Regions from separate parts of the Homo sapiens genome. Here region 1 is linked to region 2. A link is an interaction called in ENCODE POLR2A ChIA-PET data of the cell type or tissue named here. Cell type or tissue: CD4-positive, alpha-beta T cell. All regions are shown on one strand. Each heading gives the region's core, and the rest is flanking DNA. Links, peaks and the distances in the headings are about the cores only. Region 1 has its middle 24 kb from the start of TEX101. Region 2 holds the start of ZNF575 (zinc finger protein 575).

What was found. Peaks named below come from ENCODE experiments on the same cell type or tissue, not always from the same donor. Only the 100,000 strongest peaks of a DNase experiment are listed, where the experiment ranks them.
Region 1: POLR2A ChIA-PET joins it to region 2 with 36 read pairs; 19 of 35 experiments call an interaction of 5 or more read pairs at or near these places.

Annotation. Positions count from the first base shown.
Region 1 is chr19:43,435,554-43,443,199 of GRCh38, forward strand. No RefSeq gene overlaps it. Among named protein-coding and RNA genes, the nearest start is that of TEX101, 24 kb to the left of the region's middle. In CD4-positive, alpha-beta T cell, for the core only: no CTCF peak of the experiment used is centred there; DNase peaks (open chromatin) are centred at 1,908 and 3,768; H3K27ac peaks cover 1,891 bases.
Region 2 is chr19:43,530,683-43,538,328 of GRCh38, forward strand. It overlaps ZNF575 (zinc finger protein 575), which reads left to right and starts at 2,506. Exons shown (of 4, transcript NM_174945.3): 1 at 2,506-2,839; 2 at 3,113-3,220; 3 at 3,655-3,819; 4 at 4,347-5,405. The coding sequence starts at 3,741. The coding sequence ends at 5,005. RefSeq lists silencers at 473-644, 2,612-2,921. In CD4-positive, alpha-beta T cell, for the core only: CTCF peaks have their summits at 2,522 and 4,991 (motif pointing right); DNase peaks (open chromatin) are centred at 2,539, 3,369, 4,569, 4,619 and 1 weaker place; H3K4me3 peaks cover 2,087 bases; H3K27ac peaks cover 2,325 bases.

The DNA.
Region 1 (7,646 bases), core at 1,830-6,829, 95 kb before region 2:
AAAAAAAAAAAAAAAAGAAGGAGTATTTATGAGACCCCAGTCAAATTTAAGGCACTGACCAGATAGTTAATTATATTAACAAGTTATTAATAACTTTTAGATATGATAATATATTATGGTCATTTTCTTTTAAGAGTTCTTATAAGATACTAAAGTTTTTGTCTCCTCATTATGTAGCAGTGAAATGATATGTTTGGGGTTGATCTCAAATTAATTGGAAAGATAGATGAAATAAGAAAAGCTGGGTGGTTAGGGAGGATCACTTGAGCTCAGGAGTTCAAGGCTGCCATGAGCTATGATTGCACTACTCCAGCCTGGGCAACAGAACAAGATGAAAGAAAGAAAAGAAAAAGAAAAAGGGAAGGGAAGGGAGAAAGAGAGAAAGAGAGACAGATAAAGAAAAAGAAGGAAGGAAGGAAGGAAGGAAAAGAGAGAAAGAGAGAAAAAGAGAAAGAAATGGCTGGGTGCCATGGCTCACACCTGTAATCCCAGCACTTCGGGAGACCAAGTTGGGTGGATCACTTGAGGTCAGGAGTTCAAGATCAGCCAAGCCAACATGGTGAATCCCGGTCTGTCCTAAAAATGCAAAAATTAGCCAGGTGTGGTGGCGTGTACTTACAATCCCAGCTACTCGAAGGCTGAGGCATGAGAATCGCTTGAACCCAGGACAAGGAGGTTGCAGTGAGCCAAGATCCTGCCACTGCTCTCCCGCCTGGGTGACAGAGTGAGACTCTGTCAAACAAACAAATAAACAAACAAACAAATAAATAAATCTAAAAACGAAGAAGAAGAAAAGAGAAGAAAGAAACACTGCTCTGAATCTCTTCCTGCTCTTCTCCCTCCACATACATACCTGCCTCGAGGTTGGTGGAGCTCTGTGTGGTCTCCTTTTAGGGGTAAGCAGGGGGCAATTTGAGAACTGAGATGCTTCAAGTTATTCCCCAGGCAGGGTTTGGGTTCCCCCAGAAGGATGTTAGCCTGAAAATTTTAAAAGACATGGCACAGGTCAGGGATTCCCAGGGTTTTGACCCCAATGGGGACACACAACACCCTGAAAGGGGACCAACTTCTTCCTTCACAGAGCCCTGGAAACACATCTTAGCTTTCTGGAAACTTCTTAAGATTCTCTAAGTCCCTCCAGGAAATTTGGAAAAATTCGTCCTCATCAAGGCCATGCTTTTGGTGTATGTAGGTTTCAGCCACTTTGGTGGATCTGTACTGTCTCGAGTCAACTAAACGGGTGTGGGCGGAGGATTACCTAGGTGCCGAGGCAAGAGACTGAAGGCACAAACTGTTTCAGTATAATAAAAAAAAATAGTTAGAATAAGAATAGTCGTAATACAAATTAGAGATAGAGATGGTCATGGACAATTATCAATCATTATTATAAACATTTATCATTAGCTTTTAATATTACTCTTCGTTGCATTACTAATATAACCTAGGAATAACCGGCGGGTATACGGTCAGGTGCTGAAGGGACATTGTCAGAAGTGACCTAGAAGGCAAGAGGTGAGCCCTCTGTCACGCCCGCATAAGGGCCGCTTGAGGACTCCTTGGTCAAGCGGTAACGCCAGTGTCTGGGAAGGCACCCATTACTTAGCAGACAGCGAAAGGGAGTCTCCTTTCCTTGGAGGAGTCAGGGAACACTCTGCTCCACCAGCTTCTTATGGAAGGCTGGATATTATCCAGGCCTGCGCGCAGTCATCCGAAGGCCTAAACCCCTCCCTGTAGTGCTGTGCTTCAATGGTCATGCTCCTTGTCCACTTTCATGCTCCTCCTGCACTCCTGGCTCCTCTTTGAAGTTCGTAGTAGATAAGGGTAGAAGAAATAGTGAAAGTCTTAAAGTCTTTGATCTTTCTTATAAGTGCAGAGAAGAAAACGCTGACGTACGTTGCCTTCCCTCTCTCTGCTTAGGCTACCCAAGAGGGAAGGGCCCCCGTCCTATGATCACGTGACTTGCTTCACCTTGTCAATCACTTAGAAGATTCACCCTCCTTACCCTGCCCCCTTGTCTTCTACGCAATAAATATCAGCGAGCCCAGCCTTTTGGGGCCGCTGCCGGTGTCCACGTCTTGATGGTAGTGGTCCCCTGGGCCCAGCTGTTTTCTCTTTATCTCTTTGTCTTGTGTCTTTATTTATTACAATCTCTCGTCTCCGCACATGGGGAGAACACCCGCTAAGCCCCGTAGGGCTGGCCCCTACAAGGCAGCCTTCAGAAAGGCCAATGGGGCTGAGGAACTGAAGCCTTCTACCAACAGCAGGCACAGCCTGCCAGTCATGTGAAGGAGCCATCTTAGAAGCAGATCCTCCAGCTCCAATTGAGCTTCCAGATGACTACAGCAGCCCCGGTCCACGTCAATCGATAAATCAATAAATGCTTATTAGGGCTGGGCATGGTGACCCATGCCTGTACTCCCAGCACTTTGGGAGGCAGAAGCAGCAGGATTGCTTGAACCCAGGATTTCAAGACCAACCTGGGCAGCATAGTGAGACCCCCAACTCTAGAAAAAAATTTTAAAATTAGCCAGGCATGGTGGCTCATGCCTGTAATCCCAGCACTTTGGGAGGCCAAGGCAGGAGTATTGCTTGAGCCTAGGAGTTCAAGACCAGTCTGGGTAACACGGCGAGACCCCATTTCTATTTTTTTAATAAATAAAATAAAAATAATTTTAAAAATTAGCTGGGCATGGTGGTGCATGCCTATAGTCTCAGCTACTTAGGAGGCTGAGGCAGGAGGATCACTTGAGCCCAGCAGGTCAAGGCTGCAGTGAGCCATGATGGTACCAGTGCACTCCAGCCTGGGCGATTAACCAACATTCCAAATGCATCCTCAGGAACAATAAATCTCTCAAATATTGCCTCTACAGGGGAAAAAACCCAAAGGTCCTTAATGATGACTCAGAGGGAAGGTTGAAAGATGCTTATCGGAGAGTTTGAGTTATATATCCATCTGTCTATCTATGTATTGGGGTTCACCAACTGTAAAAGCATCGTTGCTATTACAGATATAAGGCACTCCAAGCCCAAGAGCCCTGAGGGTAGGGAGGTTACTCCAGAAGATCAGGAACCAGGAAACGCCCACACCCACAGTAACGGTAAGAATGACAGCTGCAGACCAGACCAGCCCTCTACTGTGATGCTGGAGAGATGAGACCCAGCTGGGATCCCTGGCTCAGGCCCTCATGCCAAGACAGCTGTCTCTAATCTGCCGGTGACAGCCCAGCCAGCCCATTCTACTCAGGGAAATCATCTGGAATCATCTGGGTCTGGTTATTTTTCACAAGCAGCCAAAATCCTGGGAAACTGGTTTGTACAAACCACTAAATTTCCCTGGCTTATAAAATGGCAATAATCACAGTCTGGCTTCATAGAGCTGTCATGACAATTAAGTGGCTTCTGCAAATCACGTACATGGAACCAGGATGGAATCCAGGTCTATGAGGCGCACACGAGAAAAGATTTTGAAATGAGCTCCAAAGGTCTTGAGATGCATGAAACCCTCATTATCTGCACCTTTATTTACAAATCAATGCTTAACGGAGCTAAAGGCAAATCTTCATTTTAAGATTAAGAAAGATTAAGATTAATTAAGAAAACATAGACATATAATGAAAAGATACATACATATATTTAAAAAAACAAAAACAAAAACTGATAATGCAGTGACTAAGAGCAAATAATGCAATGACTAAGAGCAAATAACATCAAATCATTCACTTCTCATCAACCAGCAAATGTGAATGCCTTCAAAGCTTCCTGCCAACTTCCTCTAGACAACCACACCCAAATGGCAAATGCAGACACAACAGCTTCTTTGCTTGACTACTCTCTCCTACTTCATTTCCGTTCTCCCCACCCCCTACCCCGCCCCCCCCCCCCCCGCCGCCTCCACCCCGGCCCCCGCCGCCAAAACCCTGTGCATCCTGAACCTGGGAGCGTCCTTTAAAGAAGCCATACAAGGGAGCTCCCTGAGGTCCTCCCCTAAACGGCCTCTGACTCTCCTACCTGGAAGCAGAGCCCAAGAACTTTGAGCTGATGAGAGGACTCTGGGCTTGGCCGTGTATGGGAAAGCAGCCTGTTGCATGTCAAGAGTGACGCCATCTTGAAGCAAAACCGCCGTGATTGGTTTTGCAGACCAACCTGTTGCAGACCAACCTGGAATAGCTGACAGCTGAGTTCCAGACATATGAGAAGGTACAGATGACCCAGAAGAACCATCCAGCCAAGCCTAGCTAAATGCCCTACCCACAAACTCAGAAGCTAAAAAAACATGCTACTGAGCTTTGGGGTGGTTTGTTACACAGCATTATTGTAACTAACCAATACAAGAAACCTGCAGCTGCTCAGCCAAATCCTGAAGCTAGCCTGCTTGGATTTGAAACCCATCTCCATTACCTGTCAGCTGAGTGACTTAACTTCCCTGAGCCTTAGATCTCTCATCTATAAAATGGGATAAGAGCAGGTCTAACCCAACAAGATGGTTCCATCATTCAGGAAACAACAGTTTATGGGGTTCCTCTTGCTCTGTGTGAGAAAGAGACAACAATGACCAAGACAGACTAGGCATGATGGCTCACGCCTGTAACCCCAGCACTTTGGGAGGCCAAGGTGGGAGGATTGATTGAGCCCAGGAATTGAAAGCCAGCCTGGGTAACATAGCAAGACCCCATCTCTAAAAAAAAAAAAAAAAAAAAAAATTAAGAACCTGGGAGGCCGAGGTTGCGGTGAGCCGAGATCGCGCCAATGCACTCCAGCCTGGAGGCGAGAGCGAAACTCCATCTCAAAAAGAAGAAAAAAAAAATTAAAAATTAGCCAGGGGTGGTAGCTCATGCCCATAGTTCCAGCACTTTGGGAGGTCAAGGTGAGAGGATCACCTAAGCCCAGGAGATTGAGGCTGAAGTGAGCTATGATCACACCACTACATTCCAGCCTGGGCAACAGAGCAATACCCTGTCTGTAAAAAACCAAAACAGTGACCAAGAGAAAGTTCCATATGCATAAAAAGCAAACAGATCTACGATATGAAGTCAGGTAGAGAGAAGTAAGTGCTCTGAAGAGAAGCACAACTGACTAAAGGACGGAGGCTGTGATGGGGAGAGGAGATACTGCTTTCGATAAGGTAGTCAGGGACGCCCACCAAAAGGAGATGACATCCCAGCCACGTGTGAATGAAGAGACCATGAGGGAGGTTTTCCCAGCAGAGGGAATGGTGGTGCCAAGGTGTAGAAGCGGGCATGAGATTGGTGTGTGTGAGCAATGGAAAGAAGGCTGGCAAGAAGAGGCAAGTGGCAGAATGGCAGGAGGCGGCATCTAAGAGGCAGGCACAGATCAGAGTATGGGGATAATGGATTTAGGAAGTTTTTTGTTTGTTTATGTTTTTGTTTAGAGACAGAGTCTTGCTCTGTCACCCAGGTTGGAGTGCAGTGGCGCGATCTTGGCTCACTGCAACCTCCATCTCCTGGGTTCAAGTGATTCTCCTGCCTCAGCCTCCAGAGTAGCTGGGATTACAGGCATGCACCACCATGCCCGGCTAATTTTTTGTATTTTTAGTAGAGACAGGGTTTTGCCATATTGCCCAGGCTGGTCTCGAACTCCTGAACGCAAGTACTCCACCCACCTCAGCCTCCCAAAGTGCTGAGATTACAGGCGTGAGCCACCGTGTCCAGCCATTTTTTTTTTTAAGGCAGGGTCTTGCTCTATCGCCCAGGCTGGAGTATAGTGGCACAATCATGGCTCACTGCAGCCTCAACCTCCTGGGCTCAAGCTATTCTCCTGTCTTAGCCTCCCACGTAGCTGAGACTACAGGCACAGGCCACTCCTAGCTTGGAGTGTGGATTTTATTGTGATTAAATTAGTTGTCAACCTAGATAACAAACAGCGAGAGGCTCTCTAAAAGAAACAAAAATTGGTTGGGCGAGGTGGCTCACGTCTGTAATCCTAGCACTTTGGGAGGCCGAGGCGGGTGGATCACTTGAGGTCAGGAGTTCGAGACGAACCTGACCAACATGGCAAAGCCTCATCTCTACTAAAAATACAAAAATTAGCCAGGCATCATGGCAGGTGCATGTAATCCCAGCTGCTAGGGAGGCCAAGGCAGGAGAATCAGTTGAACCCGGGGGGTGGAGGTTGCAGTGAGCCAAGTTCATGCCACTGCACTCCAGCATGGGCGAAAGAGTGAAACTACATCTCAAAAAAAAAAAAAAAGTTTATTCAAGAACAGAGAATTGCAATGGGAATAGGAGTGTTATACATATTCAAGGAGGTCAAAGAAGACAAAGGTTTTTAAAGAAAAAAAATGAGGAGAATTACATAATGGTTTTGAAATAATCATCTTTGGCTAGAAAAATGAATCACAAAGATGATGCCAGTCTGGGGTTGGACAGGCAGTTGCTGGGCAAACGTCCTTGCAGAAGTATTTTTCTGTGTAAGTTTGCAATGGTCTTTGTGTGAGATTGTGTTTTTTGCAGTTTTTTTGTGATAGTTTTTGTGATCAGTCATACAAGTATGAGAACCCTCTCTCCATGGCTTTCCTTCACTCTGTTGGTCGGAGCTTTTTTTTCTTTTTCTTTTTTTTAACATGAGTGACTCCATTTTGATTCTGATAACCTTCAAAAGTTCATATGTGCCTGGGTCATGGGGACTGCTTAGTAAATGCTAGCTTTCACTTTACTATTGGAATTTTTACCTCCAAAATGCAGCATCTCCCCATTCCAAGGTCCTAAGTAGAATGGAAGAGGAGATGCCAGGGAATCTTGACAAGGGAAACTTTCACGGTTGACTCTACATTTGAATTTCTATAGCAGGATTAAGTCTGTGTATTATTTACGTGATTTAAAAAGGCCGAGTGTGGTGGCTCACGCCTGTAATTCCAGGACTTTGGGAGGCTGAGGCAGGTGGATCACCTGAGGTCAGGAATTTGAGACCAGCCTGGTCAACATATAATGAAACCCCATCTCTACTACGAATATAAAAATTAGCCAGGCATGGTGGCATACACCTGTAATCCCAGCTACTCAGGAGGCTGAGGCAAGAGAATTGTTTGAACCTGGGAGGCAGAGGTTGCAGTGAGCCAAGATGGCACCACTGCACTCCAGCCTGGTGACAGAGCGAGACTCTGTCTCAAAAAAAAAAAAAAAAAATCTAAAAATTAGCTAGGCATGGTGGTGCACACTTGTGGTCCCAGCTACTTGGAAAACTAAGGCAGAAGGATCGCCTAAGCCTAGGAGGTCAAGGCTGCCATGAGCTGCGATCACACCACTGCACCCCAGGCTGGGTGACAGAGCAAGACCCCCTCTCACAAAAAAATTTTTAAAAAGATAATGTTAAATATATGTTAGTAGATAAATGTTCACAAAAATCATTAGTGTTGAAGGAAGTGAGGAAAAGATTAAAGGGTGTATTAGTCCATTCTCACACTGCTATAAAGATACTACCTGCTATAAAGATACTGGCCAGACAAGGTGGCTCATGCCTGTAATCCCTACTCTTTGGGAGGCTGAGGTGGGTAGATCACCCGATGTCAGGAGTTCAAGACCAGCCTGGCTAACATGATGAAAACCCGTCTCTACTAAAAATACAAAAAAAAAAAAAAAGTCAGGCATGGTGGCAGGCACCTGTAATCAGCTACTCAGGAGGCTGAGGCA
Region 2 (7,646 bases), core at 1,262-6,261:
AGCATAAATGCAAATTGCCTGGACTGCAGGGCCAGGCTGAGGGATTCAAATCCTGGCTCTGATACTTCCTGGCTGGGATGACCTTCCCCTCCACACTTCATTTTCCTCCTCTGTACAAGGATGATAGTAGCACCTCCTCTTAAAACATTGCTATGGGGATTAAATAAATTAATGCACATAAGGACAGTTTCCAGTGTATAATAAGTGCTAGCAATTAATACTGTAATTAATATATAACAATACCCTCACTGGTCTTCTGGCTTCTACTCTGCCTTCTTAAAATCATGGTTCTTGAAAATAGCTGTGGCCCTAGAGGTTGGGCGCGGTGGCTCACACCTGAAATCCCAGCACCATGGGAGGCCGAAGTGGGCGGATCACCTGAGGTCAGGAGTTTGAGACCAGCCTGGCCAACATGGTGAAACTCCATCTTTACCAAAAATACAAAAAAAAAAAAAAAAATTAGCCAGGCGTGGTGACGGGCACCTGTAATCCCAGCTACTCAGGACGTTGAAGCAGGAGAATCACTTGAACCTGGGAGGTGGAGGTTACAGTGGGCTGATATCTCGCCACTGCACACCAGCTTGGGTGACAGAGCAAGACTCCGTGCAAAAAAAGAAAGAGGTGGGCACAGTGGCTCACCCCTGTAATCCCAGCACTTTGGGAGGCCAAGACGGGTGGATCACGAGGTCAGGAGATCGAGACCAGCCTGGCCAACATGGTGAAACCCTGTCTCTACTAAAAATACAAAAATTAGCTGGGTGTTGTGGTGAACACCTGTAATCCCAGCTACTTGGGAGGCTGAAGCAGGAGAATCGCTTGAACTCGGGAGGCAGAGGTTGCAGTGAGCCAAGATTGCGCCACTGCACTCCAGCCTGGGGGACACAGCGAGATTCCATCTCAAAAAAAAGAGAGAGAGAGAGACCGAAGTGTCACTTCAAACTAATACAATGTGTGGAGCTCATTTAGATCTTAAGTCAAGCAAATCAAGTGTAATAAAAAGATATTTATGAGATATGATGTTTGACATTTAGCTTCAGAATCATTTGGGAAGAGTGGATGGGGGGTAAATCAAACAATACTGGTCATGAGTGAATAATTATTTTAAAAACTTTTTTTTTAAAGATACGGGGTATCACTCTGTTGCGCAGGCTGGAATGCAGTAACACAATCATAGCTCATTGCAGACATGAACTCCTGGGTGAGTCCCCACTCCCTACCCCCGTGAAATAGCTGGGACTACAGGCTGCCATTAAGCCAGACTTTTTTTTTTTTTTTTTTTTTTTTTTTAAGATGGGGAGGTGTCTCACTATGTTGCCTAGGCTGGGATTTTTGTTTGTTTGGGTTTTTGGTTTTTTTGTTTTTTTGAGACGGAGTCTCACTCTGTTGCCCAGGCTGGAGTGCAGTGGCTTGATCTTGGCTCACTGCAACCTCTGCCTCCCAGGTTCAAGCCATCCTCCCACCTCAGCCTCCGGAGTAGCTGAGATTACAAGCGTGTGCCACCATGCCTGACTAATTTTTGTATTTTTAGTAGAGACGGGTTTTCACCATGTTGGCCAGGCTGGTCTCGAACTCCTGACGTCAGGTGATCCGTCCACCTCCGCCTCCCAAAGTGCTGGGATTACAGGCGTGAGCCACCGTGCCTAGCCCCCGTCTAGTTTGGAAATCCTGGGCTCAAGTGATTCGCCCGCCTCTGCCTCCCAGAGTGCTGGGATTACAGGCATGAGACAGGGAGCCCGGCCTAGGCACTTTCTAGTCTAAACACTTTCCATTGATTATCATATTTAATCCTAAAAACGCTCCATTTTATAGATGAGGAAACAGGCCTAGAAAGAGAGCTAGAAAGGGTCACACGGCTAGAAAGTGGCACAGCCGTATTCCAAACCAGTTACCCAGGCAATCTGGCTCCAGAGTCCAAATAACCCCGCCAAACTCCCAGGGATCGCCAGACCTTGCGGGTTATCGGACTGAGACCCACCCATGCAGAGGACTTTTATGGGCATTTCCTGGTCCTTTCTGCACCAGGCAGGAAGGTGCACCGCCACTGCTCGGGAAGAATGCTAAGCTGCATGCCACCCCAGGCCTGGCACCAAGAGCATGGGCCAGGGCACCTCGGGACCACCCAGGCTTCCGAGGGGGAAGGTAGATGGGTGCGTGGCTGAGAATCTTGAATCACCCAATAGCGAGGTGTGCCAAGGCGCTGTGCAAATAACGTGCCTTTTATTGGGCACTGGCTCTCTTTGAGCCCGGAGTCCCGCCCCCGCCCTCTCTCGAAGAACTGGCCAGACTTTTTGCAAACGCCTTGAAGGGTAGAATTAGCAGCGAGCTCTTGAAACTGCCTCTGGAGATGGAACTCAGCGGAATTCTCGAAAAGAAGAGGGACATTAAAAAGACGGGTGCATGCACTGATTTCCAAGCGCAGTTTGTCCATGTTAGTCTTGTACATGCTTGACTCCAGTCAGCCACCGTAGGCCCCGCCACCGGCGGTGCACTTTCTGTCGATACGGTAGCTTCGCGCTTGCTCACGAACTTGCCTGCCTGGCTGGCGCACCCAGCCCCTCCTTCCATTCCTTCTTCCCCCTCTCTGCAGCCTCTGCCAGCCCGCACTGCGCATGCTTTCTGACGCCCCCTTTGGTCCAGCGTGGGAGGAGGGGATGGAAATGAGGTTGGGCTAAGCAGCTTGCGCGCGCTCCCTTGCCTGCCCTCCCCCGACGCCGGACGCGCGCCGGGCGGGGCAGCTCCGCTGGTCCGAGGGCAGTGCAGCAGCGGCGACAGCGGCTGCGGCCGTGGCCGTGGCGGGAGGAGCCGGAAGCCCCGCCCCCGGGGAGGGGCCGTCCTGCAGGTGAGGGCGCAGGGGTTCGGGCGCGGATATTGGCTTGCAGGCTGAATGCCAGAATCACCCCGAGGGAGATCGGTTGTGGTCCGGACGCCTAGATTCTGGAGATGCTGGAGGGACTGTGCATTGGTGCCAGAGCCTCGGGAGGGTGCATCGGTGCCTGAATGTCTGATTCCGAGGGGTGCATTGAATCCTTTACGCTTGGGACTCTGAGGGAAAAGTCCATTAGGGGTCTCTGGACCGCGACGCATGCCAGGTTCCTTCCGTATCTTCCTCCAGGTCCCCCCTCTATCCTCCACGGCCCCATCCAAGCCAGGGATGAAATTTAACGGCAAGAAGGGCGCAGTTGACGCGGCGTCAATGAACTGAGACTAAGTCAAAAGCCGGGTAAAGCTAGGTCTTCGACGTGAAGCCCCGCCCACTGTGCCCATAGGCCCCTCCCCTGGGACGGTGATGAAAGACCTGCCCACTCCGCTCGAAGGCCCCCGCCCCCTGGGTCTAGTTTCAGAACAAGACTTTTTTTGTACAGCCCCGCCCATTCCAGGACTGCAGGGTCTGGTGGGGAAGGTCCCGCCCACTCTGCGCATAGGCCCCGCCGGCTCCGCGCTTAAGACGGCCGCTGAGTTAGTTGTGGAGACTCCGCCCACTCTGCTGAAAGACTCCAACCCTGGGTTTAGATAGCGAAGGGACTGCCTCTGGCTTGAATTTGCATAGCCCCGCTCACTGTGCTCTTAGGCTCCGCCTCCCCGCTAAGCCTGCCCCCGCCTTAGCATCCCATACTTGCAGACCTTGCTCCTAAACAGTGTGATCCCTCATTTTAGGCCCTCCAACCCTATCCCCATCAGCCTGGTCATCACCGGCGTCACCCCCGCCCCGCGCCCTGCCCCTAGGTTCCTGTGCCAGCAAGATGCTGGAGCGAGGCGCGGAGTCCGCGGCCGGGGCTACCGATCCTAGTCCCACTGGCAAGGAACCAGTGACCAAAGAAGGTGAGAGTGCCCCGCCTGTGAGTAGGGAGCATTCTCCAGGAACGGGGGCCAAAATAATCACATTCTGGGGGAATCTCAGGGTGAAAATTTGAGGGCCCTAGGGTGATGACTATTTGGGATCCCCAAAACTGCCACATTCTGGGAAATCCTCCCATTTGGCTCAGAGAGAGCCTCAGTGACCATTTGCTAAGGCTCAGGAAATGAGCCTTACAGAAGGGACGGGTCAGGGATGACATGCGGGATGTCAGGGTGATCACTGGGAAGATACTAGAAACGGATACCTTGGTAGCTTTGAGGAAGCCTTAGTAGCTTTGGGGATCCAGGAAAGTAACCCTTTGGAGTCCCTCAGAATGACGCCTGGGGGGAGGGGGGAGCAGAAACATGCAATTTGGGGAGTCTCAATGTGATGCTTGAGGTGCCCAGGTACACTTGGAGGAGCCCCACGAATATCAAAGTCGTGGCGGAGCCTGGCCTAGGCCCAGGGCGTTGGCTGCTTCCTGGAGCCCACCAGCCCTCCTGTCCCCCAGCTCCCCACCAGGGCCCACCGCAGAAGCCCAGCCAGTCAGCTCCAGGGCCCACCGCGTCCGCGGGCTCGCCTCCCCGGCCTCGCCGGCGGCCCCCGCCCCAGCGCCCGCACCGCTGCCCCGACTGTGACAAGGCCTTCTCGTACCCGTCCAAGCTGGCCACGCACCGCTTAGCACACGGAGGCGCCCGACCCCACCCATGCCCAGACTGCCCCAAGGCCTTCTCCTACCCCTCCAAGCTGGCAGCCCACCGCCTCACGCACAGCGGCGCCCGCCCGCACCCGTGCCCACACTGCCCGAAGTCCTTTGGCCACCGCTCCAAGCTGGCGGCTCACCTCTGGACCCACGCACCCACCCGCCCCTACCCGTGCCCCGACTGCCCCAAGTCCTTCTGCTACCCTTCCAAGCTGGCGGCCCACCGCCACACGCACCACGCCACCGACGCCCGCCCCTATCCTTGCCCGCATTGCCCCAAGGCTTTCTCATTTCCCTCCAAGCTGGCCGCCCATCGCCTATGTCACGACCCCCCAACCGCGCCCGGCAGCCAGGCGACTGCCTGGCACCGATGCTCCAGCTGCGGCCAGGCCTTTGGCCAGAGACGCTTACTGCTCCTTCATCAACGCAGCCACCACCAGGTGGAGCACAAGGGGGAGAGAGACTGAGCCCTCCCTTGGCTCACTGTCCCCTTCTGCCGCCAGCCCTAGCCAGTAAGAGGTGGGATTTCTAAGACCGACTGTATGAGCTCGCCTCTTCCAGATAGCTGGCAGAGGGCAGGGCAAGGGATTGGCCATTTATACTGGGCTCGAGCTCAGAAGCCCGAGGAACTCTTTGCTCCCCTGCTTTGGGGAGATCTCAAACCATGGACGTGGAGCTGTGGTTTGACAGCGCTGGCTCTGCTTCTCCCCACACACTTACATGGCAAAGGTAAAAAGTCTGCTACTATCGTGGGTTGATGAGGATTGTGGGCAAACAGGCTCTCTTGTTAAAAGTTTAAACTGGTGTCTCCACTTTGGCCATATGACGGTATCTAAGAAATTGAAAATACATACATGCTTGTCTCAACTCTTCCACTTGTAGGAATTTATTCTATAAACTCATGAATGTGAAAAAAAAGCATAGTGTTAAGGGTGTTCACTGCAGTGCGACTGTTGTGGCCAAAGACTGGAAGCAACTCAAGTGCCCAAGAACAGGGGACCGACTATTGAATTACAGCCATGGAATGGAATAGGTAGCCATAGGAAAAAAGGAAGCGCTATATGTACTGATGTGGAAAAATCTCCGATACACTAGGTGATAAGAGCAAGAACAAAGGGTATATACCACTGACCATTTAAAGACATTCAAAAGCCCAAGCTTCAGGCTGGGTGTGGTGGTTCACGCCTATAATGCCAGCACTTTGGTTAGCTTGAGGCCAGTTCAAGAGCAGTCTGGGCAACATAGCGAGACACCATCTCTACCAAAAAAAAAAAAAAAGCTGGCTGTGGTGGCATGTACCTTAGTCCCAGCTACTTGGGAGACTGAGGAAGGTGGATCACTTGAGCTGGCAGGTCAAGGCTGCCATGAGCTGTGATGGTGCCACTGCCTTCCAGTCTGGGTGACAGAGCGAGACCCCATCTCAAAAAGAAAAACAAAAAAAGCCCAAGATTCAGACCCATCCCTGACCCACTTCTTACAAGTTGCCAGGCCTTGGACAAGCTTTGTCACTCCTCTGGATTCAGATGCCTTTGTTGTAAAATGGGTGGGTTATAAGGCATTTGTAAGGGGCAAGCAACACCTCAGGCAAAGTCAGTTCCCCTTATGGAGCCTGTTTCTCTCATTATAAAATAAGGATGAACAAGCTAACATTGGAATGTTCTTCATTCCACAAATACTAAGCACCTCCTGTGTGCTGGTCCCTGCATGGGGTGTTGGGGACACAGCATTGAAGACAGACCTTGTCTAGTGAGGAAAGTGAACACTAATTTTAAAAAGCAGCAGCAGACCAGGCAGAGTGGCTCAGGCCTGTAATCCCAGCACTTTGGGAGGCTGAGGCAGGCGGATAACTTGAGGTCAGGAGTTCAAAACCAGCCTGGTCAGCATGGCGAAACTCCATCTCTACTAAAAATACAAAAACTAGCTGGACATGGTGGCATGCACCTGTAATCCCAGCTACTTGGGAGGCTGAGGTATGAGAATCGCTTGGACGCGGGAGACGAGGTTGCAGTGAGCCAAGGTTGCACCACTGCACTCCAGCCTGGGCGACAGAGAGCCTGCCTCAAAAAAAAAAAAAAAAGCAGCAGCAGCCAAGTCATTCATTCATCCATGTGTGTATGTATGTAGAGACAGGGTCTATGTTGCCCAGGCTAGTCTGAACTTCTGGACTCCCACTTTGGCCTCCCAAAGTGCTAGGATTACAGGCATGAGCCACCATGCCCGGCCCCAAGTCCATTTAGAAGAACAAGTAGGAGAGCCTTGGCTCCCCACCCCCTCAACCCAGATACAAGATTACAAAGCTGTGCAGTAATGAAATTGGTGGTGGTGGCTTGAAAACGGGCCAGTGGAAGACAATTGAGAGCTCAGAAACAGACCTGTGCTTATGCTGACATATGACAAACTGGACCTGTAGACCTGGGAGTGGCAACCTTTTTCTATAAAGGGCCAAAGAGTACAGATGTCCCCTGACTTAACAATGGTTTGATTTCAGGATTCTCCAACTTTATGATGGGTTCATCCGGATGTAGCATCATTGTAAGTCAAAGGGCATTGGGTTTTTTTTGTTTTGTTTTGTTTTGTTTTGTTTTTTAGACAGGGTCTTGCTCTGTTGTCCAGGCTGGAGTGCAGTGGCACAATCGCAGCTCATTGCCCTGAATTCCTGGGCGCAAGCGATCCTCCTACCTCAGCCTCCCAAGTAGCTGGGACTACAGGCAAGCACCACCACACCCGGCTTATTTATTTTTGAGATGGAGTCTTGCTTTGTTGTCCAGGCTGGAATGCAGTGGCATGATCGCCGCTCACTGCAACCTACCTCTGCCTCCTGGGCTCAAGCTTCTCCTACCTCAGCCTCCTGAGTAGCTGGGATTTCAGGTGTGCACCACCATGCCCAGCTAATTTTTGTATTTTTAGTAGAGATGGGGTTTCACCATGTTGACCAGGCTGGTCTAACTCCTGACCTCAAGTGGTCCACCTGCCTTGGCCTCCCAAAGTGCTGGAATTACAGACGTGAGTCACTGCGCCCAGCCCCCAGCTAAATTTTTTTTGTAAATTTTTTTGTAGAGATGGGGTCTCACTATGTTGCCCAGGCTGGTCTCAATCTCCTAGCCTCAA